Regions from separate parts of the Homo sapiens genome. Here region 1 is linked to region 2. Evidence: read pairs that join two places in POLR2A ChIA-PET (ENCODE). Cell type or tissue: PC-9. All regions are shown on one strand. Links, peaks and the distances in the headings refer to the core of each region. The heading gives the core; the rest is flanking DNA. Region 1 overlaps NOSIP (nitric oxide synthase interacting protein). Region 2 holds the start of TEAD2 (TEA domain transcription factor 2).

Region 1 (14,930 bases), core at 6,931-14,930, 180 kb before region 2:
AGGCAGGAGCTTTTGAGTCTGAGCTCACAGGCAGAGCCACTCAGAGCCCTCTGATCTCAGTTCCCTCTGCCTGGTACACCATTCCCCTCCCCTGCTTCCGGCCAAATCCTTCTCACCGATTTCAGCCCAGATGCTGCCTCCTCTGAGCTCCTGCCAGTCCCCAGGATCTGCCCCAGTCACCTCTTCTCTTAGCACTTAGCATAGTTGTAGCTGTACATGTGGCTGTCTGACACATGCCCACTTTCCCTTATGGACTTCGAGTTTTCCCACCCTGTAGCTTAGGTCCTTAGTAAAGATATGCTAAATGGGTCGGGGGTGGTGGCTCACACCTGTAATCCCAGGACTTTGGGAGGCCGAGGCAGGCGGATCACTTGAGGTCAACAGTTAGAGGCCAGCCTGGCCAACATGGTGAAACCCTGTCTGTACTAAAAATAAAAAAATAAAAAAAAAAATTGAGCCGGGCATGGCGGGCGCCTGTAATCCCAGCTACTCAGGAAGCTGAGGCAGGAGAATCGCTTGAACCCATGAGGTAGAGGTCGCAGTGAGCTGAGATGGCACCGCTGCACTTCAGCCTGGGTAACCGAGCGAGATTCTGTTTCAAAAAAAAAAAAAAAAAAAAAGATGTGCTACGTGAATTGACATCACCTCATTTTTTCTGGGCCTCAGTTTCATCGTCTGTAAAACGGGCTGACGGCCAAATCAGAGGACACAGCAGGGCACCTGGGAGGTACACGCAGATGAGCATTCTCAAGGCGTGTTACTGGGAACCCGGCCTGGCCTTCCATGGACAAAGCCATTTGATGGGTAGGAGGGGCCCTGTTTGAGGCACAGTGGGTCTGTCCCCCTCTTCCCCTGCCTGGTTGCTGGCGCTCAGGAAACACTACAGGTCACATGCTTATTGGGCTTTTTGTCCCAAGCAGGTGGCTCCCCCTGTGCCCATGTCCTCCACACAGCCTGGTGGTCATGTCGGAGGCCCTCATGAGCATCCATCACTGTCACTGTTACCTCCTCACTCAGCTGGGTGGCCCAGGGTGGTCTGGAACTGCAGCACCGCCCAGGCAACTGCTGTGCGCCAGGCAGGGCTGAGCTCAGGTCATGGCTTCACTTCTCCCGTCCTCACTCACTGTCCGTCCATAGACATGGGCTCCTCAGCATTCCCTTAGATCTGAAGTCTACATCCCCCGTCCCAAACACGGGCTGGGGCATGCACTGTATAGAAAACTTAATTGGCCAGCAGGTGACATTAATTAAATGCTTAGCTGAGTGCCAGGTGAGGCTCTCCATGCTGTAAACACTCACCTTATGTAACCCTTCAGTGAGCCGCTGAGGTGGGTAACCACTGTTAGGCTGTTTTACAGATGAAGAAACTGAGGCCAGGAGAGGTCATAGTGCTCACTTAGGCCACAGAGTGACAGAGATGGGCTTTGAGCCCTGGCAGTCTGGCTATACAACGCAGTAAGGTTCACACCCACCCAGGGTGGCAGTTACCACCCTCTGCCACATAGTGCCTCCATCAGAGGGTCCCCTTTGTGGGCCTCAGTTTACCTACCTGTGAAATGGGAGGAAGATACCCCCAGCCCCACGGGCAGATGCTCAGCCCACTTTCCCCGACGCAGGCCTACGAGAAGCAGCGGGGCACCCGGCGCGAGGAGCAGAAGGAGCTTCAGCGGGCGGCCTCGCAGGACCATGTGCGGGGCTTCCTGGAGAAGGAGTCGGCTATCGTGAGCCGGCCCCTCAACCCTTTCACAGCCAAGGCCCTCTCGGGCACCAGCCCAGGTGACTCAGGTTGGGCTTCTTGTGGGTTGGGGGGCGGGGCGCCGCGGGCTGGGCGGGCCCAGGGGGCGGCATCTGAGTCCCTTCCTTCCCCCACAGATGATGTCCAACCTGGGCCCAGTGTGGGTCCTCCAAGTAAGGACAAGGACAAAGTGCTGCCCAGCTTCTGGATCCCGTCGCTGACGCCCGAAGCCAAGGCCACCAAGCTGGAGAAGCCGGTGAGCCCCCACAGCGCCCCGGCACGCACGGTGCCAGGGCGCCAGGGTTCCCCACCGTCCTCCTCACGCACAGGGACCACGCGCTCTCCACCTGCGCCAGCCCTGCCTACTGAGCCCGCCTCTCTCTGCCCCTTGCAGTCCCGCACGGTGACCTGCCCCATGTCAGGGAAGCCCCTGCGCATGTCGGACCTGACGCCCGTGCACTTCACACCGCTAGACAGCTCCGTGGACCGCGTGGGGCTCATCACCCGCAGCGAGCGCTACGTGTGTGCCGTGACCCGCGACAGCCTGAGCAACGCCACCCCCTGCGCTGTGCTGCGGCCCTCGTGAGTCACCTGGGAGGGGAGGGAAGGGACCACTCGGGAACCTGCGGGGCGGTCCGGCTTTGGGGCCAGTAGGTCCCCAGGAAGGCCCCTGATCAGAGTCTCCCGCCTTCGGCCTCACCGTAGTGGGGCTGTGGTCACCCTCGAATGCGTGGAGAAGCTGATTCGGAAGGACATGGTGGACCCTGTGACTGGAGACAAACTCACAGACCGCGACATCATCGTGCTGCAGCGGGTAAGAGTCCCACCCCTCCCCTTCCCCCAGCACTCCAAGGCCCCGCCCCTCCCCTTCACCCCCTCCAAGGCTTCGTCCCCTCCCCTTCCCCCAACTCTCCAAGGCCCCGCCTTCTTCTCTGCTCTGTAAGGCCGCCCCCCCCCCCCGCTTTCTCCTGCAAGGCCCCGCCCTTCCCCCCCTCCGCTCTCCTAGGCCCCGCCTCCTCCTTCCTTTTCAAGGCCCCGCCCCTTCCCTGCCTCCAGCCCTCCACGGCTCCACCCCCTCCACACGCTCCCTCCCAAGGCTCCTCCCCTGCCACTCTCTACCCTCTTCTCTGCGCCCTGCGCCCTGTCCATCCGTACCCACTGCGGTCGCCTCGCCCCCTCCCCAACTCCTACTCCTTAGCCAGCAACCCGCTTCACCTTGACCCGCTTAGGAATCCCCACTACCACCTGGAGCCCCACTGGTCACCCCCGGGCCGGCCTCTACCTCGTCCTTCTCTCTACCTCCCCCAGGGCGGTACCGGCTTCGCGGGCTCCGGAGTGAAGCTGCAAGCGGAGAAATCACGGCCGGTGATGCAGGCCTGAGTGTGTGCGGGAGACCAAATAAACCGGCTTGGGTGCGCAACGACGTGGCGCCTTCATTCGCGGCGTGGGCGCCCCGGGGACAGGGCAGGCGAGGATGCAGGGCCGTGCAAACAGTGCTCCTACAGCGCACGCTGGAGTTTGAAAGAGCGGGCTAAGCATATTGAATGTGGTCTCACATTAAGAACAAAATCTGGCCAGGCACGGTGGCTCACGCCTGTAATCCCAGCACTTTCGGAGGCCGAGGCTAGCGTATCACTTGAGGTCAGGAGTTCGAGACCAGCCTGGCCAACATGGTGAAACCTTGTCTCTACTAAAAATACAAAAATTAGCCGGGCATGGTGGTGCGCACTTGTATTCCCAGCTACTCCAGAGGCTGAGGCAGGAGAATCGCTTGAACCCAGGAGGCGGAGGTTGCAGTGAGCCAAGATCGCACCATTGCACTTCAGCCTGGGCAACAGAGCGAGACTCCATCTCAAAGAAGAAAAAAAAAAAAAAACCTGAATAGAACGCAAATGCACAGCATTAAAATTGGTTGAGTGGCCGGAAGTCCAAGTCTAAGCCAAGACCGTGTGAGTGCGCCACTTTAATGAGCTACATAGAAATTTCTCGAGTTCTTTGTTAGGGTTCCCGGATTTTTGCCAGGTTTGAAGAACAGGAAATGCCCAGGAACGTGTCTTCCGGGCTGCAGTGTGATTAGACCCACAAAGGAAGTGCAGTTCTGTGAAAAAGTGCGCAGCACCCGGACTAGGAAAGGCGGTCAGGAGCATCACGCCCCCACCTGTGGCAGCCTGAGGGGGAAAGGAAGAGGAAACCGCGAGTGCAAAGGCCCAGAGGCAGCAACGCACTTTGCAGATTTAAGGAGCAGAGGGCGTACAGGGGAGAGTGAGGGAGCCAGGGCAGAGCGGGGACCAGGAACCAGCCCGGTGGCGTCAGACTTGACTGGGAATGTAGGGGCTGTCCTTAAGGCCTTGTGTTTAATAACCATTGAGTCACAAAAGCAGCTGCTGGGCAGTGTGAAAAACAGCACGGAGACAAGCAAAGATTAAAACAAGACAGGCCGGGTGCGGTGGCTCACGCCTGTAATCCCAGCACTTTGGGAATCTGAGGCGGGTGGATCACTTGAGGTCAGGAGTTCAAGACCAGCCTAGATAGCCGGGTGCGGTGGCTCACGCCTGTAATCCCAGCACTTTGGGAGGCCGAGGCGGGTGGATCACGAGGTCAGGAGTTCAAGACCAGCCTGGCCAACATGGTGAAACCCCCATCTCTACTAAAAATACAAAAATGAGCCGGGTGTGGTGGCCGGCGCCTGTAATCCTAGCTACTCGGGAGGCTGAGGCGGGAGAATTGCTTGAACCCGGGAGGCGGAGGTTGCAGTGAGCTGAGATCGTGCCACTGCACTCCAGCCTGGGCGACAAAGTGAGACTCTGTCTCAAAAAACAACAATAACAACACCAACAACAAAAAACACAGCATTCCTGCCTCGCAGAGCAATGCCACCTAGGTTCTGTCCTTCCTGTTCTTTATGTGAGTACACATGAGGTTTCAACCAAAGTGAATCACAGTGCATGCACCATCCTGTTCAGTGAGTAATACTTTTCCACTCCCCAGGCTGGAGTGCAATGGCATGATCGAGAAGGCACAACTTGAGCAAAGTCACACGTGCTCGAGGGAGTGACGGAAGCCAGGTTCCCCCAGGAGCCAGTTTCCTCTGAGACGCCCCCAGACTTTGTCCTGGACTTCCCCCATCCTTCATGTCCTCCCTCCCCTAGAGACCCACTGGCCTCTCCACCTCCACAAGCTCCCACCCCATCCCTCCATACCCAGAGTTCCATGTCATACCCTTTCCTTCCACATCCCTAATCCTTGTCCTCTTTCTCAAGACCTCTCAACCACCCGAGTCCTTCCAGCTTTCTCAGCCATCTAAGAACCCCAGTCTTGTTCATATGTTGAACAGATCACCGGTGCCCCCAGTAATAACCTGAAGGGTTTCTAATCTTGCACCTGTGTTTTCCCAAAGGAACTCAAACACCACTCTGTTCACAGACTCTTTGTGCAGTGCAGGGTGGGGAGGTCAAAGTCCTGGCTCCAATCTGTTCTGTCATTTTTTTTTTTGTTTTGAGATGGAGCCTTGCTCTATTGCCCAGGCTGGAGTGCACTTGCGTGATCCTGGCTCCTGCCTCAGCCTCCTGGGTAGCTGGGACTACAGGTGCTGCCAGCACAGCCAGCTGGTTTTTGTTTGTTTGTTTTGTATTTTTAGTATTTTAGTAGAGATGTAGTTTCGCCATGTTGGCCAGGCTGGGTTTTTTTTTTTTTTTTTTTTTTTTTTTGAGACGGAGTCTCGCTCTTTTGCCCAGGCTGGAGTGCAGTGGCGCTATCTCGGCTCACTGCAAGCTCTGCCTCCCGGGTTTACGCCATTCTCCTGCCTCAGCCTCCCGAGTAGTTGGGACTACAGGCGACCACCACCATGCCTGGCTAATTCTTTTTTGTATTTTTAGTGGAGACAGGGTTTCACCGTGTTAGCCAGGATGGTCTCGATCTCCCGACCTCGTGATCCGCCCGCCTCGGCCTCCCAAAGTGCTGGGATTACAGGCGTGAGCCACCGCACCCGGCTATCTAGGCTGGTCTTCAACTCCTGACCTCAAGTGATCCACCCGCCTCAGATTCCCAAAGTGCTGGGATTACACATTTGAGTCACCTCACCCTGTTCTGTCATTTAAGGTTCTAAAGTACTTGGAGAGGAAGCAAGAGCAGAACCACAGCTTCAGCCGTAGCAGAAGAAAGAGACGGGAAGTGAGACAAATCTTGTCTTTTTTGAGCAGAGTTTCCTTAGACACTGGTCTAAAGTTTAGAGCAAGACCTGGGCTTGGTGGCGCTGATGGCAGGCGTGCCTGCCGAGGGCTCCAGTTTCAAGAAGCTCACAGGCAGCGCGTCCAGAAAATTACAGTTACTTGTAAAGATTTAAAAACGGGCCAGGCGTGGTGGCTCACACCTATAATCCCAACACTTTGGGAGGCTGAGGCGGGCAGATCATGAGGTCAGGAGATTGAGACCATCCTGGCTAACAGGGTAAAACCCTGTCTTTACTGAAAATATAAAAAATTAGCCGGGCGTCGTGGCATGCGTCCGTAGTCCCAGCTACTCAGGAGGCTGAGGCAGGAGAATTGCTTGAACCTGAGGCAGACGTTGCAGTGAGCCAAGATCGCGCCACTGCACTCCAGCCTGGGCGACAGAGTGAGACTCTGTCCCAAAATAAAAATAAAAATAAAAATAAAAATAAAAAAATAAAAACGGGCCAGGCGCAGTGGCTCACACTTGTAATCCCAGCATTTTGGGAGGCCAAGGTGGGTGGATCACTTGAGGTCAGGTATTTGGGACCAGCCTGGCCAACACGGTGAAACCTCATCTCTACTAAAAAAAAATACAAACTTAATCGGGTGTGGTGGCACAGGCCTGTAATCCCAGCTACTTGGGAGGCTGAAGCAGGAGAATTGCTTGAACCCGGGAGATGGAGGTTGCAGTGAGCCGAGATCGCACCACTGCACTCCAGCCTGGGCAGCATGAGCAAAACTCCATCTCAAAAAAAAAATTAAAAACAGGAAGATGGCTGGGCCTGGTAGCTCACACCTGTAATCCCAGCACTTTGGGAGGCCAAAGCAGGTGGATTGCCTCAGGTCAGGAGTTGGAGACCAGCCTGGTCCACATGGTGAATCCCTGTCTCTACTAAAAATACAAAAATTAGCTGGGTGTGGTGGAGCACCCCTGTAATCCCAGCTACTCAGGAGGCTGAGGCAGGAGAATCGCTTGAACCCAGGAGGTGGAGGCTGCAGTGAGCTGCGATAGCACCACTGCACTCCAGTCTGAGCTACAGAGCGAGACCCCATATCAAAACAATAGAAAATAAAAACAGGAAGATTTATTCTGACACTGCAAAGGCAAAACTATACGAACCAGGAACAAAGCTTTCGTTGCCAGAGTAGGGGAAGGAGTTGACCCCAAAGTGGGGAGTAGCAAGAGAGATTCTGGGGGGGTGTGAAGGAACAGTTCCGGATTTTGACTGTGGTGGTTACATGACTCTGGTTTATCAGAATTCAGAACTGTTCACCAAAAGGAGTGGATTTTACTGTATGAAGTTTTCAAATGCAAAAAAGGAGCTGGGAGATTTCATGTGAAAAACTAGATTTCCATTTCTCTTTTTTTGTTTTTGAGACGGAGTCTCGCCCTGTCGCCCAGGCTGGAGTGCAGTGGCCTGATTTCGGCTCACTGCAACCTCTGCCTCCTGGGTTCAAGCAATTCTCCTGCCTCAGCCTCCCACGGAACTGAGACTACAGGCGCCCACCACCACGCCCGGCTAAATTTTTTTGTATTTTTAGTAGAGACGGGGTTTCACTTATGTTGGCCAGGCTGATCTTGAACTCTTGACCTCGTGATCCGCCCGCCTCGGCCTCCCAAAGTGCTGAGATTACAGGCGTGAGCCACTGTGCCTGGATAATTTTTGTATTTTTTAAGTAGGGAAGGGATCTCACCACATTGGCCAGGCTGGTCTTGAACTCCTGACCTCAAGTGATCCACCTGCCTCGGCCTCCCAAAGTGCTGGGATTACAGGCCCCATTTCTCTTTTTAAAGAGAAATGCATGGCCAGGTGCGGTGGCTCACGCCTGTAATCCCAGCACTTTGGGGGGCTGAGGCGGGAGCGGATCACTAGGTCAAGAGATAGAGACCATCCTGGCCAACATGGTGAAACCCCGTCTCTACTAAAAATACAAAAATTAACTGGACGTGGTGGCACAGCCTGTAGTCCCAGCTACTCGGGAGGCTGAGGCAGGAGAATCGCTTGAACCTGGGAGGTGGAGGTTGCAGTGAGCTGAGATCGTGCCACTGCATTGCAGCCTGGAGACAGAGCGAGACTCCATCTAAAAAAAAAAAATCAGCCCAAGCAAGGTGGTTCACGCCTGTAATCCCAACACTTTGGGAGGCCGAGTCAGGAGGATTGCTTGAACCCAGGAGTTGGCGACCAGCCTGGCCATTGTAGCAAGACCCCATCTCTACAAAAAAGAATACATTAGCTGGGCATGGTGGTGCCCACCTGTAGTCCCAGCTGCATGGGAGACCGAAGCCAGAAGATGGTGTGAGCCCAGGAGGTCCAGCTGTGATCCCACCTCTGTATTCCAGCCTGGGTGACAGAGTGAGACATGTATAAAAGGAAAAATCAGCTTCACAATTCCCCTCCTAGTTATCTACCCAAGAAACTGAAAACAGGTCCACACAAAAATATGTACGTGATCTGGGAGGCCGAGGTGGGCGGATCACGAGGTCATGAGTTCGAGACCAGCCTGGCCAGCATGGTGAAACCCTATCTCTACCAAAAATACAAAAATTAGCCAGGCGTGGTGGCAGACACCTTTAATCCCAGCTACTTGGGAGGCTGAGGCAAAACAAATGCACATGAATGACCCTAACAGCACCATTCACCATAGCCCAGAAGTGGAAACAACCCAAAAGCCCGTCAGCTGATGAGTGGAGACAAAATGTGGTCTAGCCCGTGCCATGGAATATTACTCAGCCCTAAAAAGGAATGACGTTGGGCCGGGCGCAGTGGCTCATGCCTGTAATCCCAGCACTTCGGGAGGCCGAGACGGGCAGATCATGAGGTCAGGAGATCGAGACCATCTTGGCTAACACGGTGAAACCCCATCTCTACTAAAAATACAAAAAATTAGCCGGGTGTGATGGTGGGCACCTGTAGTCCCAGCTACTCGGCAGGCTGAGGCAGGAGAATGGCATGAACCCGGGAAGTGGAGCTTGCAGTGAGCCGAGATCGCGCCACTGCACTCCAGCCTGGGCAACAGAGTGAGACTCCATCTCAAAAAAAAAAAAAAAAAAAAAAGCAATGACGTCCTGACACGGGCTACAGTGTGGATGGATCTGGAAAACATGCTGAAAGAAGCCCAGCACGAAAGGTCACACGTACGATTGCATTTATAATGAGATGCCCAGAATAGGCAAATCCATAGCAAAAGAAAGTAGTTAGTGGCTGTCCGGGGCTGGGAGTGCAGAGAGAGAGGGGATAGTGACTGCTGATGGGGTGTGGGTTTTTTTTTTTTTTTTTTTTTTTTTTGAGACAAAGTCTGGTTCTGTCACCCAGGCTGGAGTGCAGTGGCACGATCTTGGCTCACTGCAACCTCCGCCTCCCGGGTTCAATCGATTCTCTTGTCCCAGCCTCCTGAGTAGCTGGGATTACAGGCATGTGCCACCACGCCCGGCTAATTTTTGTATTTTTAATAGAGATAGAGTTTCGTCATGTTGTCCAGGCTGGTCTTGAACTCCTGGCCTCAAGTGATCTGCCCACCTTGGCCTCCTGAAGTGCTAGGATTACAGGCGTAGCCACCACGCCCGACCAAGGGTTAATTTTATGGCCTGTGAATTTTATCTCAGCTTTTAAAATATCAGAAGATCTGACTTCGTTAGAAGCTCCACCTGGCTCTTTGCTCCCAGCGTGTTGTCAACAGCATGGGGATTTGATCTGCTGATCTGCAAGTGGGGAGGTCACCAACGGAAGAACTAAAAGCAAAAACAGTTCAAAAGTTTATTCTAATAAGCGTTGGTCAGGATGTGGAGAAACTGGAACTTGTCTACAACGCTGGTGGGCACGTAAACTGGGGAAATGAATTGGCAATATCGATTAACGCTAAAAATGCGCCTAGCCGGTGCTCCACTACCTCACTCCTGTGTGTGTACCCCAAAGACATGCGACGATGCTCAGCAAAACACGAGCTAGAATGGCTGGGCGCAGTGGCTCCTGCCCATGATTTCAGCACTTTGTGGGACTGGGGTAGGAAGATTGCTTGAGCTTAGGAGTTTGAGACCAGCCTGGACAACATGGTGAAACTCCATCTCTATTAAAAATACAAAAATTAGCTGGGCGTGGTGTTACACGCCTGTAATCCCAGCTACTAGGGAGGCTGAAGCACGAGAATCGCTTGCAGCTGGCTGAGATCAGTGAGCTGAGATCAGTGGAGTGCAATGGCACAATGTTGGCTCTCTGCAACTGGAGTGCCACAGTACTCTGGCCTAGGTGGCAGAGCAAGATTATGTCTTAAAAAACGCAGGCCAGGGCCAGGCGTGGTGGCTCATACTTGTAATCCCAGCACTTTGGGAGGCTGAGGTGGGTGGATCACCTGAGGTCAGGAGTTCGAGACCAGCCTGGCGAACATGGTGAAACCCTGTCTCTACTAAAAACGCAAAAAGTAGCCAGCCACGGTGGCCGGCACCAGTAATCTCAACTACTAGGAAGACTGAGGCAGGAGAATCTCTTGAACCCAGGAGGCGGAAGTTGCAGTGAGCTGAGATTGAGCCGCTGCTCTCCAGCCTGGGCGACACAGCAAGACTCCATCTCAAAAAACAAAACAAAACAAAACAAAAAACACACACACAAAACAAACAAACCAAAAAACGCGGCCGGAAGCGGTGGGTGACACCTGTAATCCCAGCACTTTGGGGGGCTGAGGAGGGCAGATCTCGAGGTCAGGAGTTCAAGACCAGCCTGACCAACATGGTGAAACCCCCTCTCTGCTAAAAATACAAAAATTAGCAAGACATGGTGGTTCACGCCTGTAATCTCAGCACTTGGGAGGCCGAGGCAGCCGGATCACCTGAGATCAGGAGTTCGAGACCAGCCTGGCCAACATGGCGAAACTCCGTCTCTATTAAGAATACAAAAAATGGCTGGGCGCGGTGGCTCACCCCTCTAATCCCAGCACTTTGGGAGGCCGAGGTGGGGCGGATCACGAGGTCAGGAGATCGAGACCATCCTGGCTAACACAGTGAAACTCGTCTCTACTAAAAAACAAAAAAATTAGCCGGGCAGTGGTGGCGGGCGCTTGTAGTCCCAGCTACTTGGGAGGTTGAGGCAGGAGAATGGCGTGAACCCGGGAGGCGGAGCTTGCAGTGAGCCGATATCGCGCCACTGCACTCCAGCCTGGGCGACAGAGCGAGACTCCGTCTCAAAAAAAACAAAAAAACAAAAAAACACACAAAAAATTAGCTGGCATGGTGGCCCGTGCCCGTTATCCCAGTTACTCGGGAGGCTGAGGCAGGAGTATCGCTTGAACCTGGGAGGCGGAGGTTGCAGTGAGACAAGATTGCACCACTGCACTCCAGCCTGGGAGACAAATCGAGATTCGTCTTCCAAAAAAAAATAAAGACTATTTGTACATATTTGCTTAAATCTGTGTAGATTCTCCATGGTAGGAAACACTGGCTGTCTGTGAAGAGTTGAACTTAGTGGAAGGCGTTGTTTTTAGCTTGTAGCATCCTGTATATTTCGGGTTTTGTATCCTGTGAGAGTATGGCCATTATTTTAAAATAAAATATGCAAGAATATTTTAAAACTAAAAAAATTCTGGAGAGAAGCAGTAAGTGTGACAAGATGCTAGGCAGTTTTTCACCATAAACTGTTCTGTGCAAGTAATTTGTTGCTATGTGTGGGTATTGTTTTCGATAAACAATGTTTCCAAACATGCAGCCCTCAGAGATTTACCAATATGCCCTTCCTCCCACATAAACCAGTTCTCCACATCCAGCCACTAGAGGGCAGTATGTTATCATACGAAAACGCTTGGAGTCAGACGCGCTTGGATTCAAATTCCAGCCCTCCCACACAGACAACAGCTATAAACCCTGGAAAAAACGTGGAAAACAATTACCCAAAGGCAAGGCACTGGAAGGTAAACAAAAGCAGACAGAGCAACTGGAGGGAACTTGACACTCAGAAAAAAGAAAGGCGAGTTTCTTATTTGTACAGCTTTTACTTGGGGGTGAGTTCTAGTTCATACCATGACTGGCAGCTAAAACACCAGAGGGAAATCCAGTCTTCCTAGCTTGAAGAACTACAGCAAAAGGAAGGTGAGGAGATAAATCCTGGAAAAGAAAAGCTGGAGAGAGGGTACCTGGAATGGTTTCTATAAACTCTACTCAAGTATCTTTTTTTTTTTTTTTTTTTTTTTTTTTTTTGAGACGGAGTCTCCCTCTGTCGCCCAGGTTGGAGGGCAGTGGTGCAAACTCCGCCTACCGGGTTCACGCCATTCTCCTGCCTCAGCCTCCCGAGTAGCTGGGACTACAGGCCCCCAACACCACGCCCAGGCTAATTTTTTAAATATTTTTAGTAGAGACGGGGTTTCACCGTGTTAGCCAGGATGCTCTCGATCTCCTGACCTCATGATCCGCCTGCCTCGGCCTCCCAAAGTGTTGGGATTACAGGCGTGAGTCACCGCACACGGCCCAACTCTACTCAAATATCTAGCTGACCCTGAACCACACCTGGCTGCATGGGTACACTCCAAAAAGCCCAGGTAAACCTAAAAAAAAAAACCGAACTGGCCAGGCACGGTGGCTCATGCCTGTGATCCCAGAAATTTGGGAGGTCGGGGAGGGCGGATCACCTGAGGTCGGGAGTTCGAGACCAGCCTGGCCAACATGGTGAAACCCCGTCTCTAATAAAAATACAAAAATTAGCCGGGCGTGGTGGTCCATGCCAGTAATCCCAGCTACTCGGGAGGCTGAGACAGGAGAATCACTTCAGCCCGGGAGGTGGAGGTTGCAGTGAGTCAAGATCATGCCATTGCACTCCAGCCAGGATGACAAGAGCAAGACTCCATCTCAAAAAAAAAAAAAAAAAAAAAAAAAAAAAATAGCTATCGGCCAGGCACAATGGCTCAAGCCTGTAATCCCAGCACTTTGGGAGGCTGAGGCAGGTGGATCACCTGAGGTCAGGAGTTCGATACCAGCCTGACCAACATGGAGAAACCCTGTCTCTACTAAAAATACAAAATTAGCCAGGCGTGGTGGTGCATGCCTGTAATCCCAGCTACTCAGGAGGCTGAGGCAGGAGAATCGCTTGAACCTGGGAGGTGGAGGTTGCAGTGAGCCGAGATTGTGCCATTGCACTCCAGCCTGGGCAACAAGAGCAAAACTCTGTCTCAAAAAAAAAAAAAAAAAAAAAGTAAATTTTGAATTGAATTCTATCATGCATAAAAGGGCATACATCACATGTGGAGAACTGAATGAATTTTCATAATCTGACCACCCCTGGGAAGCAGTACCTAGATCAAGAATAGGCTATTTTCCAGCCTCCCTCTCCCGATAAGAAGCCCATGAGGTCCATTCTGGTCCCTCCCCCGCAAGGGTGAACAACATCCTGAGTTCTAACCCCCAGATTAGTTTTGCCTGTTCTTGAATTTCCTTTTTAAAAATTAATTAGTAAATTAATTTTTTTAGTAAGTTAATTTTTTTTTTTGAGACAGAGTCTCGCTCTGTCTCCCAGGCTGGAGTGCAGTGGCGCGATCTCGGCTCACTACAAGCTCCGCCTCCCGGGTTCAGGCCATTCTCCTGCCTCAGCCTCCCGAGTAGCTGGGACTACAGGCGCCCGCCACCATGCCTGGCTAATTTTTTGTATTTTTTAGTAGAGGCGGGGTTTCACCGTGTTAGCCAGGATGGTCTCGATCTACTGACCTCGTGATCTGCCTGCCTCGGCCTCTGAAAGAGCTGGGATTACAGGCGTGAACCACCGTGCCCGGCCATAAACTAATTTTTAAATAGAGATATGGTCTCTATAAATGGCGTGAGCCCGGGAGGTGGAGCTTGCAGTGAGGTGAGAGTGCGCCACTGCACTCCAGCCTGGGCGACAGAGCGAGACTCCGTCTCAAAAAAAAAGAAAGAAAAAAAAAAAGAGATGCCATCTTTATAAAAGATCATCCCAGACTGGTCTTGAACTCCTGGCCTCAAGCAATCCTTGATTAATCCTTGGGATTACAGGCGTGAACCACTGCGCCCAACCCGACTCTTAAATAACTCAAAGCAGTTTATAATCCCTCCTCTGCTCATGACACTCCAGCGACTCTCATGTCACTCAGAATAAATTCTGTGTCTCTCTGGGTCTCTATCCCCATTCTCTTTGGATCTCTGTCCCCCACTCTCTGGGTCTCTGTTTCCCTCTCTCTGAGTTTCTGTCTCCCTCTCTCTGGGTCTCTGTTCCCCTCTCTCTCTCTGGGTCTCTGTTCCCCTCTCTCTCTGGGTCTCTGTTCCCCTCTCTCTCTGGGTCTCTGTCCCTCTCTCTCTGGGTCTCTGTTCCCCTCTCTCTCTGGGTCTCTGTCCCTCTCTCTCTGACTCCCCACCCCTTCTCTCTGGGTCTCTGTCCATCCCTGTCTTGTGCCACCAAACAGGGACCACCATGACCTGCCTGCAGGGGCCTGCACAGTCTGGCCACTTGCCCCATCTGCTCTCAGCTCTGACCCTCTTCCACTGGCTCATTCCCTTCCAGCCACTCTAGCCTCCTTGCTGATGCTGCCACACCAGGCCCACTCCTGCCTCAGGGCCATTTTACTTGCTCTTCTCTCTCCCTGGAATGCTCTCCCTCCAGATCTCTCCGTGGCTCCCTCCTTCACTCCATTTACCATTGAGACCTTTCCCAGCCTCTCAGTCATCAGAACATTGCCACACTGCTACACGCTTCCCCTGCTTCACAGCATCTGTTGCGCCGTGCCATATTTTAGGTCGCTGTGTCTCTTCCTTACAGAACTGGAGCTCTGAGAGGGCAGGGCTTCCTGTCTGGTTTGTGCGCTGCAGAGTCCAGGCTTTTTTTCCCTTTTTTTTTTGAGACAGAGTCTCCCTCTGTCACCCAGGCTGGAGTGCAGTGGCGCCATTTCGGCTCACGACAACCTCCACCTCCCGGGTTCAAGCGATTCTGCTTCAGCCTCCAGAGTAGCTGGGATTATAGGTGCCCATCACCAGGCCTGGTTAATTTTTGTATTTCTAGTAGAGA
Region 2 (16,119 bases), core at 4,824-12,823:
TCACACACCAGGACCTGTCGGTGGGGGGTGGGGGGTCAGGGGAGGGATAGCATCAGGAGAAACACCCAATGCAGGTGACGGGCTGATGGGTACAGCAAACCACCATGGTACATGCACCTATGCAACAAAACTGCATGTCTGCACATGTACCCCAGAACCCAAAGTATAATTTAAAAAAACATAAAAATACTATGTCTTAATATAACTTACTGTACCATGGATTTGTTAAAAACTAAGGTAAGTCATTAAGAAAATGATACAAAGCATAAAAGATCATTTATCAAAATTACAAAAACTCTAAAACCAGTGGACAAAGATCCAAAAAAAACTAGTAAAACAATTGAAAAATTATTTGAGTAATAAAATGTAACTATGATGACGCAATGACAGCTTGCATCTTAAAACAGGTTAAAGAAAGAATATTTTTTAAAAAATTAAGAGAATGTAAAAGTCCAGAGAGAGTAGCAAAATCCCCAAAACTCTCACGGTCCAGATGGTTGCTGGGCCAGGGTGAGGTCTTGTGACCCGGCCCTTCCAGGTGTTCAAAAAATCTGTAGGGACTTCTAGCATAAAAAACAAAGGTCACAACAGGTCAGGTCAGGCTCTTCAGCATCCTCATCCTCCTTGAACTCACTGGGTTACATTTCTTCTGCCTTTTCAGGCTTTGTCTCTATTGTTTTTTCTGCAGGTGCTGGGAGAGTACTTGTTGGCATATGCTGATGGTCATCTGCATGATTGGACTCTTCCATATCTGCTCCAGAAGCTTGAGTGTCTCCACTACAGGAAGAGTCTTTGTCATTACTGGTTTTAGAAAAGCTGTCCTCAGAGCCACCATTTTTCTTGATGCCTTTCACGGTGACAACGGCCAGCACTTGCCCTGAGGACATCTCTTCAGGAAGCTCTGCTACAAGAATGGCGAAGCAATCTTTTTTCTTGGCATCTCATTTTGCCCTGTGAAGAGATAGGGCTGCTTCTGGGGACTTTTCACTGATCACCATCCCCGCCAGGTCATCCTTGAAATCATTTACCTGGACTCCCTAGGGTGCCTTCACATTACATGGGGCCTCCTTTTCCTTGATGTTGTTGGCAAATTCTTTCACTGGATTATCTATGGGAACTTTTTCCTTGGCACATTTGTCGGCATTCAGATCCAGTGGAGCATCCTCATGTGAGCTTTCGTTGGTGAGGTCTTCCACCAGGGTATCCTCCATGGGAACTTTTTCCTTGGCTCATTTGTCAGCCTTTAAATTTAGCAAAACATCCCCATCTGAGCTTTTGTTGGCAAGGTCTTCCACCAGGGTATCCTCCGTGGGAACTTTTCCTTGGTGAATTCATCAGCCTTCAATCCAGTAGAGCGTCCTCATCTGAGCTTTCATTGGCAAGGTCTTTCACCAGGGTATCCTCTGTGGGAACTTTTTCTTTCATGCGTTTGTCAACCTTCAAGTCCAGTGAGGCATCCTTATCTGAGCTTTCGTTTCCAAGGTCTTCCACCAGGGTATCCTCCATGGGAACTTTTTCCTTGGCACGTTCTTTGGCCTTCAAATCCAGTGGGGTGTCCTAATCTGAAATTTCATTGGCGAGGTCTTCCAGAGGATCCTCCATGGCACCTTTTTCCTTGGCACATTCATTGGCCTTCCAAAGCCATGGGGCATTTTCATCTGAGCTTTCACTGGCTTGGTATCCTTCCAGGATATCTTCCATGTGAACACTTGCCTGAGTTGCTGAGTCTGTCAAGTGAACAGCAAGAACCTGTTCAGAGGAAGTGTCGCTGGTCTGCTCCCCTGCCAGGTTGTCCTTGAAATCTTCAGATGGCTACCTGCCAGGGTGCACATGAGGATGACACCTGCGGTGGCACATTCTCTCTCTAAAACTGCGCTGGCAGACCATGGATTCGCCATGGACAGTGGAGTCTCCTGAAACCTGAGTATCCACTGCTGCATCTTGGAGGCAATACTCTAGCCTTCACGAGCACCCTTCTACTCCAGTCAGGCTGAAGTCTCCCTCGCTGTCACCGCCACAACTGTAGGAGGTGAGCCACAGAGCCGTGCCATCTGCAAGCTCCAAACTCCACCTCACCACAGGTGACTCCTCCTTCACTTTCTCCTCCAGCCTTTCTCAGAGTGGCTGGGCGGGCAAAGCCAGAAAAGCCACTCTGGCCACACTGCAGCCTCTGTTGCCACCACCAACTGCAGTGAGGCAAGCCATGGTGCCACAGGCTCCAACCTCCAGCATGTGGCAGGTGATTCCCCTTCCCCTTCTCCTGGTTCTCTAAGCCAGGAACAGAGTAGCTCGGTGGGCAGATACAGAAGAGCCTAAAATCTGTTGTACTATTTTAAGAAAAACTTCTCTTGCCTGTAATCCCAGCACTTTGGGAGGCCGAGGTGGGTGGATCACCCAAAGTCAGGAATTCAAGACCAGCCTGGCCAACATAGCAAAACCTCATCGCTACTAAAAATACAAAAAACAAAAAACAAACAAAAAAAAATTAGCTGGATATTGTAGTGCGTGCCTGTTATCCCTGCTCTTTGGGAGGCTGAGGCAGGAGAATCACTTGAACCTGTGTTAGAATCAAAATGCTTGTTTCTTGGTGTCGCAAGGAAAAATTAGCATTCAGACAAAAAGTTTTCTCAGCAAGGCAATTTTACTTTCTGTAGAAAGGGTGCTGCCCATCAGCAATCCTGCCAGGAGAGCACAATGAACAAAGAAAGGCAGGAATATTTATCCCTTATGCATTGGGTCCTTACTGCTGTGTCCTGTCTCCATTGGTTGGAGCTGGACCTCACAGTCTAAGCTAAACCCAATTGGCTAACAACTTAAAAAACTTTCTTAAATAGGTAAAGGCAATGGAGAACAAAGGAAAAGAGGAAGTTGCTTGCCAAAAGACTTGGAGAAGTAATAACATTTCCAAATAAGGAAAGGGCATAAGCTGTGAGCTGGGACATGCTTGAGCACGTCGAGACCAAATATCTTGGTTAACGTACAAGGACACAGAAGGTACTTATTTCCTTATATCTAACAACTACATAAGATATGGTTTAAAAAAGAGTTACTAACACAAAGCAAAGAGGCTTAAAAAAAGTTAATTAAAAATATTATTTCTAACACTTGTGATTTATTATTTAATAAAAACTTTAAAGAGAAACTTTTTTACTTTCCACAACCTAGAAGGTGGAGGTTGCTGTGAGCCAAGATGGCACCACTACACTCCAGTCTGGGTGACAGAGGGAGACTCCATTTCCAAAATAATAAAGTATGTTTTTTAAAAAAAACTTTTCTGTAGTCTTGAAATTTTATTTATTTATTTATTTATTTATTTTTTGAGACAGAGTCTCACTCTGTTGCCCAGGCTAGAGTGCAGTGGCATGATCTGGGCCCACTTTAGACTCAACCTCCTCGTCTCAAACAATCCTCCCACCTCAGGCTTCTGGGTAGCTGGAACCACAGCACACACCACCACACCTGGCTACTTTTTTGATTTTTTTTTTTTTTTTGGAGACAGAGTCTCACTCTGTCCCCCAGGCTGGAGTGCAGTGACATGATCTTGGCTCACTGCAACCTCTGCCTCCCGGGTTCAAACAATTCTTTTACCTCAGCCTCCAGAGTAGCTGGGACTACAGGTGCAGGCTGCCATGCCCGGCTAATTTTTCGTATTTTAGTAGAGACAGGGTTTCACCGTGTTGCCCAGGCTGGTCTCGAACTCCTGAGCTCAGGCAATCTGCCTGCCTTGGCCTCCCAAATTGCTAGGATTACAGGCGTAAGCCAGCATGCCTGGCCTACTTTTTAAATTTTTTTGTAGAGATGAAGACTCCCTCTATTGCCCAGGGTGATCTCAAACTCGTGGGCTCAAGTCATCCTCCTGCCTCAGCCTCCCAAATTGCTAGGATTATAGGTGTAAGCCACTGTGCCTGTCCTGAAATTTTTAAAATAAAATTTTAAATAAACATTTTTAAAATGAAGATATTGCATGGGTGTACGTGGGTATCATATGGATGTATCAAGCTCTTTGGGTTTCTTAAAACTTTTCAGGATTAAAAATACCCTGATTTTGCAAAGCACTTCATAATTAGAATCACTTGTAGAAGTTTACCAAAGGTGGCCTGGCCAGGCATGGTGGCTCACGCCTATAATCCCAGCACCTTGGGAGGCCAAGGCAGTTGGATCACCTGAGGTCAGGAGTTCAAGAGCAGTCTGGCCAACATGATGAAACCTTGTCTCTCTAAAAATAGAAAAATTAGTCAGGTGTGGTGGCAGTCACCTGTAATCCCAGCTACACAGGAGGCTGAGGCAGGAGAATCACTTGAACCTGGGAGATGGAGGTTGCAGTGAGCTGAGATCGCACCATTGCACTCCAGCCTGGGGGACGAGCGAGACTTCGTCTCCAAAAAAAAAAAAAAAAAAGTTTACCAAAGGTGAAATACACAACGCATTTAGCATTCATACAGCTCTTTGGTATTAAAAATCACATTTTGGGCCAGGCGCAGTAGCTCATGCCTATAATCCCAGCACTTTGGGAGGCCGAGGCAGGTGGATCAGCTGAGGTCAGGAGTTCGAGACCAGCCTGGCCAACATGGCCAACATGGCGAAACCCTGTCTACACTAAAAATTCAAAAATTAGCTGGACGTGGTGGCACGTACTTGTAGTCCCATCTACTTGGGAGGCTAGGGCTGGAGAATCACTTGAACCTCAGTGGCGGAGGTTGCAGTGAGCTGAGATTGTGCCATTGCACTCTAGCCTGGGCAACAGAGCGAAACTCCATCTCAAAAAAAACAAAAAAAGAAGAAGAAAATCACATTTTGGGCCAGGTGTGGTGGCTCATGTCTATAATCCTAGTACTTTGGGAGGCAGAGGCGGGCGGATTGCCTGAGCTCAGGAGTTCGAGACCAGCCTGGGAAACATGGCGAAACCCCGTCTCTACTAAAAATAGAAAAATTAGCTGGGTGTGGTGGTCCGCGCCTGTAGTTCCAGCTATTCCGGAGGCTGAGGTGGGAGGATCATTTGAGTCTGGGAGTTGGAGGTTGCAGTGAGCTGAGATTGTGCCACTGTACTCCAGCCTGGATAACAGAGCAAGACTCCATTCTCAAAAAAAAAAACCAAAAAAACAAACAAAAAAAACCCCAAAAATCAAAACCACAATAACAACAAAAACATTTTGGAGTTTATAATGGAGAGGTTTACCAACCACTTTGGGATAGATTGAAAAATACTCTGAAGTTTGCAGAGCACTTACTTTGAGACAAAAACACAATTTGGGGTTTATGAGGGTGAAGCTTTCCAAGCACTTAGAATTAAAAACCCTTCTTGGTTTATAAAACATTTTGGTGCTCATAGAAACACTTTGATTGACTATTATGTAGTTAAAAAAAAAAAAGAAAACCACTTTGATACAAAACCCTCTAGGGTCTACTAAACCCTTGCAGATGTATTCTGAGGTCAAAAATCTCATTTCTGACAGTTGGATTGCCCCACTTGAGAGATGGCAAAACTGAGGCTCAGAAGGAGGAAGTTCCACACAGAGGAGTAAGAGGGTCAGTTCCTCTTCTTGTCCTCCTAAACTACAGAAAATGTTAGGGCCTCACCAGGCATGGTGGCTCATGCCTGTAATCCCAGCACTTTGGAAGGCCAAGATGGGCAGATCACTTGAGGTCAGGAGTTCAAGACCAGCCTGACCAACATGGAGAAACCCTGTCTCTACTAAAAAAATACAAAAAATTAGCCGGGCGTGGTGGCAGGTGCCTGTAATCCCAGCTACCAAGGAGCTTGAGGCAGGAGAATTGCCTGAACTTCGGAGGCGGAGGTTGCAGTGAGCCAAGATCGTGCCACTGCACTCCAGCCTGGGTGACAGAGTGAGACTCTTCTTTAAAAAAGAAAAAAAGAAAATGTTTGGGCCTGGACACTTTGACGGCGGGGCACGTCCTAACCTTCAAATCACCCTCGAAGCTCCCCTCCGCTGGTTGAATGGATGCCACCACATTCTCGGAGATCAGCACCTCTCCTGTCTTGTTGTCGGTCATCTGTGAGGATCCGATGAGAGAGTGAGAGCAAACCTGCTTTCCTCCTCCGCCCTCCTTCCCTCCCAACAGATACTGCAGCACGAGGGATGGCGGGATGGAGGGATCCCAAGGGGACTTCAGGAAGGGCTTCCCTGCATAGGCACCTTGTCGATCTGGAGGTGGCTGGAGAGGGTGTTGTTCCCCAGCTGGTGCTCCTGGTTCTCCTCTTTGTGGTAGTTCCCAGGGAGGCCCCGGAAGTCCATGGGGGCAGAGAATAAGCTGTCTATGCCCCGAAGCAGGTTACCCTGGGGCCGGAGGAGGGACTGGTGAGCTGCTGGACCTCACATCTCCTCAGTACAGCCCCTTCTGCAGCCCTGCTAGGATGCTCCCGAGGCCTTGCCCCAAGTCCCTCCCATCCCCTTTACTTTCTGCCCTCTGATACTTAGGGCCTAACCTCCGGCCTCCATCCCCCATGAATTCTCTCTCTATTCTCAGTCCCATTGCCTTACTATCCCTGTTCCTCTTCTGTCCCCATCCCCCTCTCCTCCTGTCTCTTTCCCCAGTCTCTTGTCTCTGTCCCATCTCCTCTCTCTTTGCCTGTTACCTTTCCTCTCTTATTTATGCACGTATATATTTATTTGTTTAGAGACAGGGTCTCCTTGTTCTGTCATCCAGGCTGGAGTGCAGTGGTGCTATCATGGCTTACTGCAGCCTCGACCTCCTGGGCTCAAGGGATCCTTCTGCCTCAGCCTCCCAAGCAGCTGGGATTATAGGCGCATGTACCTGCAACTATTTTTTATATTTTTTTGTACAGATGAGGGTCTCACTATGTTACCCAGGCTGGTCTCCAAGTACTGGGCTCCAATGATCCTTCTGCCTCAGCCTCCCAAAGTGCTGTGATTATAGCCTGGGCCCAGTCCCTTCCCTCTTCCTATCTCTTGGTCTCCCTGTTGCCCTCTCATCCTGTCTGTCCCCCTGCCTGGCCCTGAACCATCTCCCACTCTGTGTCCCTGAACCTCTTCTCAGTACTTCTTCCCCCATCCCCCCGCCATCGCTTACTTTCAGGAAAAGTCGGCTGAAGCCTTGGAGTAGGCTCTGGAGGCCTGTGAGACCCAAGGAGCTCTCTTGGGCGTCAGCATCATGGATAGGAGCTGCAGCGGAGGGGATCACCAGGGTAGAGAGGAGCAGCAGCAGGACCAGCAGATGCCGCCTTGCGGGGGCAGGTGGGGAGGCTGTGGCAAGGGTCGGGGTCAGAGCCCCGCACAGTGGCCACGCCCCCACCCAAGACGCCCCTCTCCAGCACCTTGCCCAGGTCGCCTCCCCAGTTCAGGCAACTCCCACACCGCGCTCATTTCCCCCACTGCTTCTTTCTTCTACTCCCACACCCTCCACCTTGCCAGGCCCCGTCTTCTCCCAGGTCTGGCTCTTCTGGGTTCTGTCTCATATGCTTTTTTTTTTTTTTTTTTGAGACCGAGACTCTGTAGTCCAGGCTGGAGTACAGTGGCACAATCACGGCTCACTGCAGCCTCGACCTCCCCGGGCTCAGGTGATTCTCCCACCTCAGCCCCCCGAAGTAGCTGGGACCACAGGCGCGCGCCTCCACGCCCGGCTAATTTTTGTATTTTTTGTAGAGACAGGGTTTCGACATATTGCCCAGGCTGGTCTCGAACTCCTGATCTCAAGCGATCCGCCCACCTGGGCCTCCCAAAGTGTTGGGATTGCAGGCGTAAGCCACAGCACCCGGCCTCATCCAATGGTCTTTTCCTCACTTTCGCCCACGTTCACCACCAGATCTCAATCCTCACCTTCTCCCATACCCCGCCCCTTCTTCTGGGCTCCGCCTTTATGCTAGACCACAGCCCGGGTCACCGGACTCCCGGATTCCGGCCGCCCACGTACTGTTAAAGCCAAACAGTTATGGTCTCGAGCCCAGGTCTGGTCTAGAGCGTTGGTTGCGCTCCGCGAGCCGTAGCCACGCCCCTATTGTCTGACCACGCTCCAAACTTGCCGGCCTCACCCAGGAGCCCGGGCCTCTACTCCATGACCACGCCCTTGGTGACACAGCCACGCCCCATCCTTCGTTCACCACACCCCTTAAGCCAGAGCCGTGAGTTCATTCCCTGGCCACGCCCACACAGTCAGACCACGCCCACGTCAGTTGACCTCAGTCCTGGAGACCAAGTCCTGGAAGTCCTGGCGGTGTTCTCTGATTGCGGCCCTCGTTTCGGAGTCCCGCCCAATCGCAATGGCCACGCCCCTTGGCTGAAAGCCACGCCCCTGCACTGGGCCACGCCCCTGCACTGGACCACGCCCCTGCGTCCCAGATCTTGCCCTCATCACCCCAAGTTCCAGTCCTAGGCTCCTCCTACTGGAGACACCGGAGTACAAGCATCCCTTTTAGCTCTCACTCTAATTGTGTATCTGTTTCGGAACCTTTTCTCCGTGTCCCTTCTGGTTTTCCCGCTCCCGCTCCACTAAAAAGTCCCGTTGTCTCCGGAAACCCTAAATCCAGTCTTATATTTCATCTTCCAAGGAACCCAGAATCAGACTTCCTTTTCCCTGAGGACCTCAGGTCCGGACTCCCGCCCCCTCTAGTCCCGTAATTTTGAACACGCAGCCTTTCACCCTTAAGGGACCGGGCCCTAAGCCATCTTCCCTCAGGCACCAAAGCTCTCTTCCCCGTCCCGGGACAGCCGCCAGCCGTCTCCAGTCCACTAGCGCCTGTAGATGAGGAATCTGCACCTACGTGGGCCTCCAATAAACTCCCGGTGGTCCTGCCCACGACTCTTAACTGTGGTGAGGTCACAAGGAAACCAGGTCGTCATAGGAATCAGTCAAAACCCATCCCCAGACCCCAATCCTCAAAAAAAAAAAAAAACAAAAAAAACAAAAAACAAAAAAACCAAAAACCAAACAGAAAAAAAGAAAAAAAACCTCAGGGCTTAACAGTAAAGACTCTTTGTATTCGTATCACTTCCGCACCCCCAATACACAAACACGAGGGTAGCCGGGATTCCAGGCGCCTAGCCCCGTCCCCTCTCAGACCTAGGAGCCCATATCTCTCTCCAGCCGCTTCCTCTCCCAGACCCAGGAGTCCCAGCCCCCAGACCCAGGAGTCCCAGCCCCCAGCCTCTCCTCCCTCAGATCAGGGGTTTCTGGCTCCTATCAGCCTTTTCCCTCCGACTTGGAGTCCGAACCCCCAATCCCCCTCCTTTCCCAAGCACCCAAATCCTGAGTTCCTACCAGCCCCGAGATAGACTAATCTCTCCCAAAGCAAAAATCCTTCCCCAAACTGTCACCGTCGGATCCCCCTTCCCGCTGTCCGCCGGCCGGGCCCGCCCCCCCCTCCGGTCCCTCCCACTTTTCCCAAACAAAGCTCCCGGCAACTTTCTCCCTCGCAGCGCCCCGCCCGCCCGCGGCTCCCCAGCCCCAGGCCGGGAGGTAGGAAGGCGCCGGCGGGAGTCGGGGATCCTGCTTTGGGGTGTGTGAGTTGGGGTGGGGAGTTGCTTCTTAGGAGGTGAGGCGTGCGTTTGCGGGACCGTCTCTGAATGGTTCGCAGCCCTCTTTTTGCCCGGGGGCCCGAATTTGCTCCCGTGACCGAGCCTCAGTGAGGAGTGGGAACTCTGGCCGGAGTTAGGGTGCCTGCGGCTGGGTCTGAGTTTGGGCGTGCGCGCAGGAGCGGGTGCGGGCCAAGGGCGCTGGCGGGGTGTGGGGCGTGCGTCTGCGGCGGTGTCACTTTGGAGTGAGAAGGACCCCTTGTGTAATCTGGGGGGCATTTGGTCCTTCTTACGGAGAAGGGAGGGCCTCTGGGGTGGCCGAGGGGAGGTTACGGGGCTTTCTGGATCTTAAGTCTTGCCTCTTTGGAGGTTTAGGGTCTGGGGCGGGAAATTAGGGGGACCTTTCTTACCCGGCTCCACCGTCCCTTTGTCTGGCCACATGGGGAAGGGCTGGGCTGGGATTTTGGCCTACGGGGGTCCTGAACGCCGCAGCGCCACTGGGCTTGGCTGGGGTCTTTGTCTGCTATGGTCGGCGGGAGGAGGGGAATAGGGGCCTGGACTCTGGGGTCCTGGGAAAGCTGTGGAGGACATGGAGCCTCCGGGGAGGCGGGATCTGACTGTATTGGAAAAAGTTTTCCCTGTTCCCGGCCTCCGGAAAGTCACTGGGAACTTGAGTTGGATCAGAGCCCACGGCGCACGGGGGAGGGGAGGGGCGGGGCCCGGTGCCGGAGGGGAGTCGCCCTGGCCGGCAAGCCCCTCCCCTGATGGGGGTTGTGGGAAGCTGGGGGAGGGGACGCCTGGGCCCTTTGTTCTGGCTCTTCTGATGGCAGGGCGCCCCTGTCCCCCAGCTTGTGGTTCTGTGGGTCTCTCCTGGTCTCGGCCTCAGCTGCTGCCCTGAGTCTCTGTCCCTGCCCTTTCTAGGTCTCCGTCTCCCTTTCTCTGGGTCTCTGTTGCCCTCTCTCTGAGCCTCTGTCCCCCTCTCTCTGAGTCTGTGTCCCCCTCTCTCTGGGTCTCTGGTCCCCTCTCTCTCTGGGTCTCTGTCCCTCTCTCTCTGGGTCTCTGTCCCCCTCTCTCTGGGTCTCTGTCACCCTCTCTCTCTGGGTCTCTGTCTCCCTCTCTGGGCCTCTGGACCCCTCTCTCTGGTCCCTGTCCCCCCCCCCCGGTCTCTGTCCCCCTCTTTCTGGTCTCTGTCTCCCCCTCTCCCTGGGTCTCTGTCTCCCTCTCTTTTTGGGTCTCTGTCCCTCTCTCTGGGTCTCTGTCCCCCTCTCTGGTCTCTGTCCCCCCCTCCCTCTGGTCTCTGTCCCCCCCTCCCTCTGGTCTCTGTCCCCCTCTCTCTCTGGGTCTCTGTCCCCTCCGTCACTGGTCTCTGTCCCCCCCTTCACTGGGTCTCTGTCCCCTTCTCTCTCTGGTCTCTGTCCCCCTCTGTCTCTGGGTCTCTATCCCCACCTCACTGGTCTCTGTCCCCCTCTCTCTCTGGTCTCTGTCCCCTTCTCTCTCTGGGTCTCTGTCCCCCCCCCTTGCTGGTCTCTGTCCCCATCCCCTCTCTGGGTCTCTGTCCCCCTCCCTCTCTGGGTCTCTGTCCCCCTCTCTCTAGACCTCCCCTCAGTCTTGCTTGGCCCCTCTTCTTTTCTGGCAGCTGCTGCTCACATCTTACCACCTGTTCTTGGGGTGGGACAGGGGAAGTTTCACCCACACCTTCCTTCCCCACCACTAACTTTTGCCTCCTGTCTTCTTTAAAACCCGTAATTCATACCCGAACCTTTAGCCTTCATGGCCCTCGGCATTACTCTAGGGTAATCATTGTGACTTCATCACAATTGAGTTCCTCTGGAAACTCTGAGAACACTCCCATCCTCAGCTTTCCAAGAAATCCAGCTCCTTCTCCTCCCTCAGACTCAGGAGTCCAGACCCCAGCCCCTTCTCCCTCACACCCAGGAGTCCAGGCCTCCAGCCCCCGCTCCCTCAGACCCAGGAGTCCAGGCCCCAGATCCTCCTCCCTCAGTCCTAGGAGTCCGGGCCCCAGCCCCTCCTCCCTCAGACTCAGGAGTTCAGGCCCCAGATCCTCCTCCCTCAGACCCAGGAATACCCCCCAGCTCCTCTTCCCTCAGACCCAGGAGTCCAGGTCCCCAGCCCCTCCTCCCTCAGACCCAGTGGTCCAGAGTCCCAGCCCTCTCAGCTTCAAGTCCCTTGAGGGTGGGGTTTGGGGGAAGCTTGCTGAGTTCTGTGTTCCTCCAGGCCCAGATGGGGGAACCCCGGGCTGGGGCCGCCCTGGACGATGGCAGCGGCTGGACGGGCAGTGAGGAAGGCAGTGAGGAGGGTACCGGCGGCAGTGAGGGGGCTGGGGGTGACGGGGGCCCGGATGCAGAGGGGGTGTGGAGCCCAGACATTGAGCAGAGCTTCCAGGAGGCCCTGGCCATCTATCCACCCTGCGGCCGCCGGAAAATAATTTTGTCTGATGAAGGCAAGATGTATGGTGAGTCTACTTCTGTCTTTTGCCCTGGCCCCCACTGATGAATAATGACAGTAACCAAGGTTTATGGAGCACTCTGAAGTAGGAGCTAGCATCACCATTTGCACAGATGAGGAAACTGAGGCACAGCTAGGTTAAGTGATTTGCTTATGGTCGCACAGAGCCAGTGCGTGATGGAGCTGGGATTTGAACCCAAGCAGTCTGGCTTCCACGTAGCTGAGGGGACCGGCAGCCCACTTGCTGCAGACCTTTGGGGACCCATGCTGCTTTCTTCTTCCCTGGTGTCCATGCTGTGGGGAAGTTCTGTTGAAAGTCTAACTAACTCTGTTCCGTCTTTGAATCTTCAGGTCGGAATGAACTGATCGCCCGCTACATCAAGCTGAGAACGGGGAAGACCCGAACTCGAAAACAGGTCTCGGAATGGACTTGTGGGCTTCTGTCTGGGATGGGCCGGTCTTCTTAGGGTCATCCTCGCATGGGCAGGTTCAGGTTCAAGGAAGAAGCTGCTTCCTGTGCGTTCATCTGTCTTCTCGGCATGTGTGTTAGTCCGTTTGTATTGCTATAAAGAATTACCCGAGGCTGGGTTATTTATGTATTTGTTTATTTTTTGAAATGGAGTCTAGCTCTGTTGCCCAGGCCGGAGTGCAGTGGCGCGATCTTGGCTCACTGCAACCTCTGCCTCCCGGGTTCAAGCAATTCTCCTGTCTCAGCCTCCCGAGTAGCAGGGATTACAGACATGCACTACCATGCCTGGGTAATTTTGTATTTTTAGTAGAGATGGGGTTTCACCATGTTGTCCAGGCTGGTCTCGAACTCCTGACCTCAGGTGATCCACTCACCTCAGCCCCCCAAAGTGCTGGGATTGCTGGGATTACAGGCGTGAGCTACTGTGCCTGGCAAGGCTGGATAATTGATAAAGAGCTTTAGGCTGGGCCAGTGGCTCATGCCTGTTATCCCAGCACTTTAGGTGAGCGGATCAGGAGGTCAGGAGATCGAGACCATCCTGACCAACATGGTGAAACCCCGTCTCTACTAAAAATACAAAAATTAGCTGGGAGTGGCAGTGTGTGCCCATAATCCCAGCTACTCGGGAGGCTGAGGCACGAAAATCGCTTGAACCCGGGAGGCGGAGGTTGCAGTGAGCCAAGATCGTGCTACTGCACTCCAGCCTGGTGACAGAGCCAGACTCCACCTCAAAAAAAAAAAAAAAGAAAGAAAGAAAGAAAAGAGCTTTATTTTGGCTCACAGTTCTGCAGGCTGTCCAGGAAGCATGGAGCTGGCATCTGCTCCTGGTGAGGCCTCAGGAAGCCTCCAATCATGGCGGAGGGGGTAGTGGGAGCAGGCCTGGCACATGGAAAGTGGGAGCAACAGAAGAAAGACAGAGGTCCCAGACTCTTTTTAAACACCCAGATCTTTTTGTTGTTGTTGTTTTTGAGAGAAAAGTCACTGTGTCTCCCAAGCTGGAGTGCAGTGCCGTGATCTCAGCTCACTGCAGCCTCCGCCTTCCGGGTTCAAGCGATTCTGCTGCCTCAGCCTTCCAAGTATCTGGGATTACAAGCATGCGCCTCCACATCTGGCAAATTTTTATTTTTTCATTTTTTAAATATTTTTTTGAGACGGAGTCTCGCTCTGTTGCCCAGGCTGGAGTGCAGTGGCGTGATCTTGGCTCACTGGAAGCCCCGCCTCCCGGGTTCAAGCGATTCTCTTGCTTCAGCCTCCTGAGTAGCTGGGACTACAGGCGCGCACCACCACACCTGGCTAATTTTTTGTATGTTTAGTAGAAGTAGGGTATCGCCATGCTGGGCAGGCTGGTCTCGAACTCCTGACCTCAGGTGATCCACCCGCCTCGGCCTCCCAAAGTGCTGGGATTACAGCTGAGCCACTGAGCCCAGCCCTAATTTTTGTGTTTTTAGTAGAGACAGGGTTTCACCATGTTGGCCAGGCTGGTCTTGAACTCCTGACCTCCAGTGATCTGCCCATCTAGGCCTCCCAAAGTGTTGGGATTACAGGCGTGAGCCACCACACCTGGCCTAAACAACCAGATCTTGTGTGAACTGAGTGAGAAGTCACTCATCATCAAGGAGATGGTGCAAAGCCATTCATGAGGGGTTCACCTCCATGATCCAATACCTCCCACCAGGCCTCACCTCCAACACTGGAGATGGCATTTCAATATGAAATTTGGAAGGGACGAATGTCCGAACTGTATCAGCATGTCTGTTCGTGTGCTCTCACTGTGCCTGTTTGGGGATAGTTTTTCTAGTGGTTGTGTTAGACCCAGAGTAGCCACAGAGAGAGCATGGTGGAGGGGAAGGAGGCCTGGATGGGATGGGTCCCGGGAGGGTCCGTGGTGTTCACGAGCTCCTTTATGGACATCTGTGTTCGGGTGCTCCCGAGATGGCTCTCATCTTCAGTGTGTTTTTCACCTTTCATGGTCCAGCAGCTCAGTGAGGCACCTGGAGGGAGAGAAGGGGTAGTGAACACAGGGGCGGTGGCTGTGGCCTGAATCTGCTTCTCCGTTGATCCTTCCAGGTTTCTAGTCACATCCAGGTTTTGGCCCGAAGGAAATCAAGGGAAATCCAGTCCAAGTTGAAGGTAGGGACCAATGCAGACATCCTGAGAGGGGGACAGAGACTGGGGGTGGGGGACCGAGACCCAGAAAGAGAGGGACAGAGACCCAGGGAGAGGGGGACAGAGACTTAGAGCGGGGAGGACTGAGACCCAGAGAGAAAGGGACAGAGACCCAGGGAGAGGGGGACAGAGACTTGGGGGAGGGGACCAAGACCCAGAGAGAGAGGGACAGAGACCCAGAAAGAGAGGAGGACAGAGACCCAGAGAGAGAGGGACAGAGACCCATAGACAGAGGGGGACAGAGACCCAGAGACAGAGGGAGACAGAGACCCAGAGACAGAGGGGGACAGAGACCTCAGGTGAGGGACCTCTGTGGTCAGGGCGGGGGGTGCAGTCATCCAGGGTGGGGAGTCAGTGGCCCACAAAGGGAGATGCATAGGGATGGTGGTGCGGTTGCTGAGACCCTGGGCAGGGAGCGATGGCATGGAGGAGGCTGAAGGTTTTGCTCAGGACAGCAGGAAGGATGGGCCGTCGGTCCCCTCCCTTGACCACTGTTCCTGTCCCCCTCCCTTCCCTCTGCTCCTGTCCCTCCTTTCCCTCTTCCTGGCGGTCTCATATCTTCCCCCTCTTGTGCTGTGAAGGCCTCCTCTTCATCTCCGCTGGTTTGTTTTCCCATTTCCTGACCTTTGCATGACCTGCCTACTCTTTGTGCCCAGAAATCTTCATTTCCTGGTGGAGATTCCTCATTCATTTCCTTCTCCTCATCCTTTGGATTTCCTGGTTCCTGTTGGCCGGAGACCCTCATTTTCTCCCCCTTCTGGGTGTGTGGGGGTTTTTCTGTCTCTTTTTCTGGACTTGGGGACGGTCGCTTCTGGTTTTTTTTTTTTTTTTTTTTTTGTATCCAGCAGCTTTCCCTTTCTTTCTCTCTAGGTCTGAAACCCTTCCCTTCCGGTCTGTTCTCGACCTTCTGTGTTCCCTGTCTGTTCTGTCTGGATTAGGAAACATTTACCTTGTCTTCCCGCTGGCTCTGAAATTCTCATTTCCTGTCTCCTGGACATCTGGGAACCTTCTGGGTTTCCTTGTTCTAGAAACCCCCATCACTGTCTTTCTGGGCAGGGAGCCCCTTTTCCCCTCCAGGGCTGGCCACCTCCACTTCCTGTTGCGCATCCATCCCTTGGCACTGCTCAGCTCAGGGTGGCGGGGCTGTGCGGGCGGGTAGGGCAGGGAGGTGGGGGAGTCCGGGCCGTACTTCCTAAGTCATGTTTTCTTTCCTCCTTTGGCACCCTCCCCCACCCCCACGGGCAGGCTCTGAACGTGGTAAGTTCCTCTGCCCATCCTCCCACCCACGCTCACTCCAAACTAGTGCCCTGTCCCTGAGGAGGGGCAGAGGGCTGTGGGGAGAGGTTCAACCCTCCCCCAACCCAAGCCTTTGCCTTTTTTTTTCTTTTTGGAGACAGGGTCTTGCTCTGTCGCCTAAGCTGGATGCAGGGGCACGATCTCCACTCACTGCAACCTCTGCCTCCTGGGTTCCAGTGATTGTTGTGCCCTAGCTTCCCTAGTAGCTGGGATTATGCGTGTGCACCACCACAC

Evidence for each region. Peaks named below come from ENCODE experiments on the same cell type or tissue, not always from the same donor. Only the 100,000 strongest peaks of a DNase experiment are listed, where the experiment ranks them.
Region 1: POLR2A ChIA-PET joins it to region 2 with 10 read pairs; 5 of 35 experiments call an interaction of 5 or more read pairs at or near these places.

The regions. Positions count from the first base shown.
Region 1 is chr19:49,543,936-49,558,865 of GRCh38, reverse strand. NOSIP (nitric oxide synthase interacting protein) reads left to right here. Exons shown (of 9, transcript NM_001270960.2): 5 at 1,617-1,776; 6 at 1,873-1,991; 7 at 2,130-2,317; 8 at 2,441-2,549; 9 at 3,044-3,398. The coding sequence ends at 3,115. Among named protein-coding and RNA genes, the nearest start is that of RCN3, 23 kb to the right of the region's middle. RefSeq lists an enhancer at 2,033-2,814. In PC-9, for the core only: CTCF peaks have their summits at 11,496 and 11,697 (motif pointing right); a DNase peak (open chromatin) is centred at 11,775; H3K4me3 peaks cover 349 bases; H3K27me3 peaks cover 475 bases.
Region 2 is chr19:49,355,686-49,371,804 of GRCh38, reverse strand. TEAD2 (TEA domain transcription factor 2) reads left to right here and starts at 9,389. Exons shown (of 13, transcript NM_001256660.2): 1 at 9,389-9,472; 2 at 11,724-11,961; 3 at 12,306-12,370; 4 at 14,491-14,553; 5 at 15,835-15,846. The coding sequence starts at 11,730. DKKL1 (dickkopf like acrosomal protein 1) reads right to left here and starts at 7,928. Exons shown (of 5, transcript NM_014419.4): 1 at 7,797-7,928; 2 at 7,051-7,223; 3 at 6,156-6,296; 4 at 5,920-6,012. The coding sequence starts at 7,806. It overlaps LOC101928295 (a long non-coding RNA gene), which reads left to right. Exons shown (of 3, transcript NR_110729.1): 3 at 662-3,100. RefSeq lists enhancers at 9,596-10,304, 10,305-11,014, 11,560-12,060. In PC-9, for the core only: a CTCF peak has its summit at 8,480; a DNase peak (open chromatin) is centred at 8,134; H3K4me3 peaks cover 2,723 bases.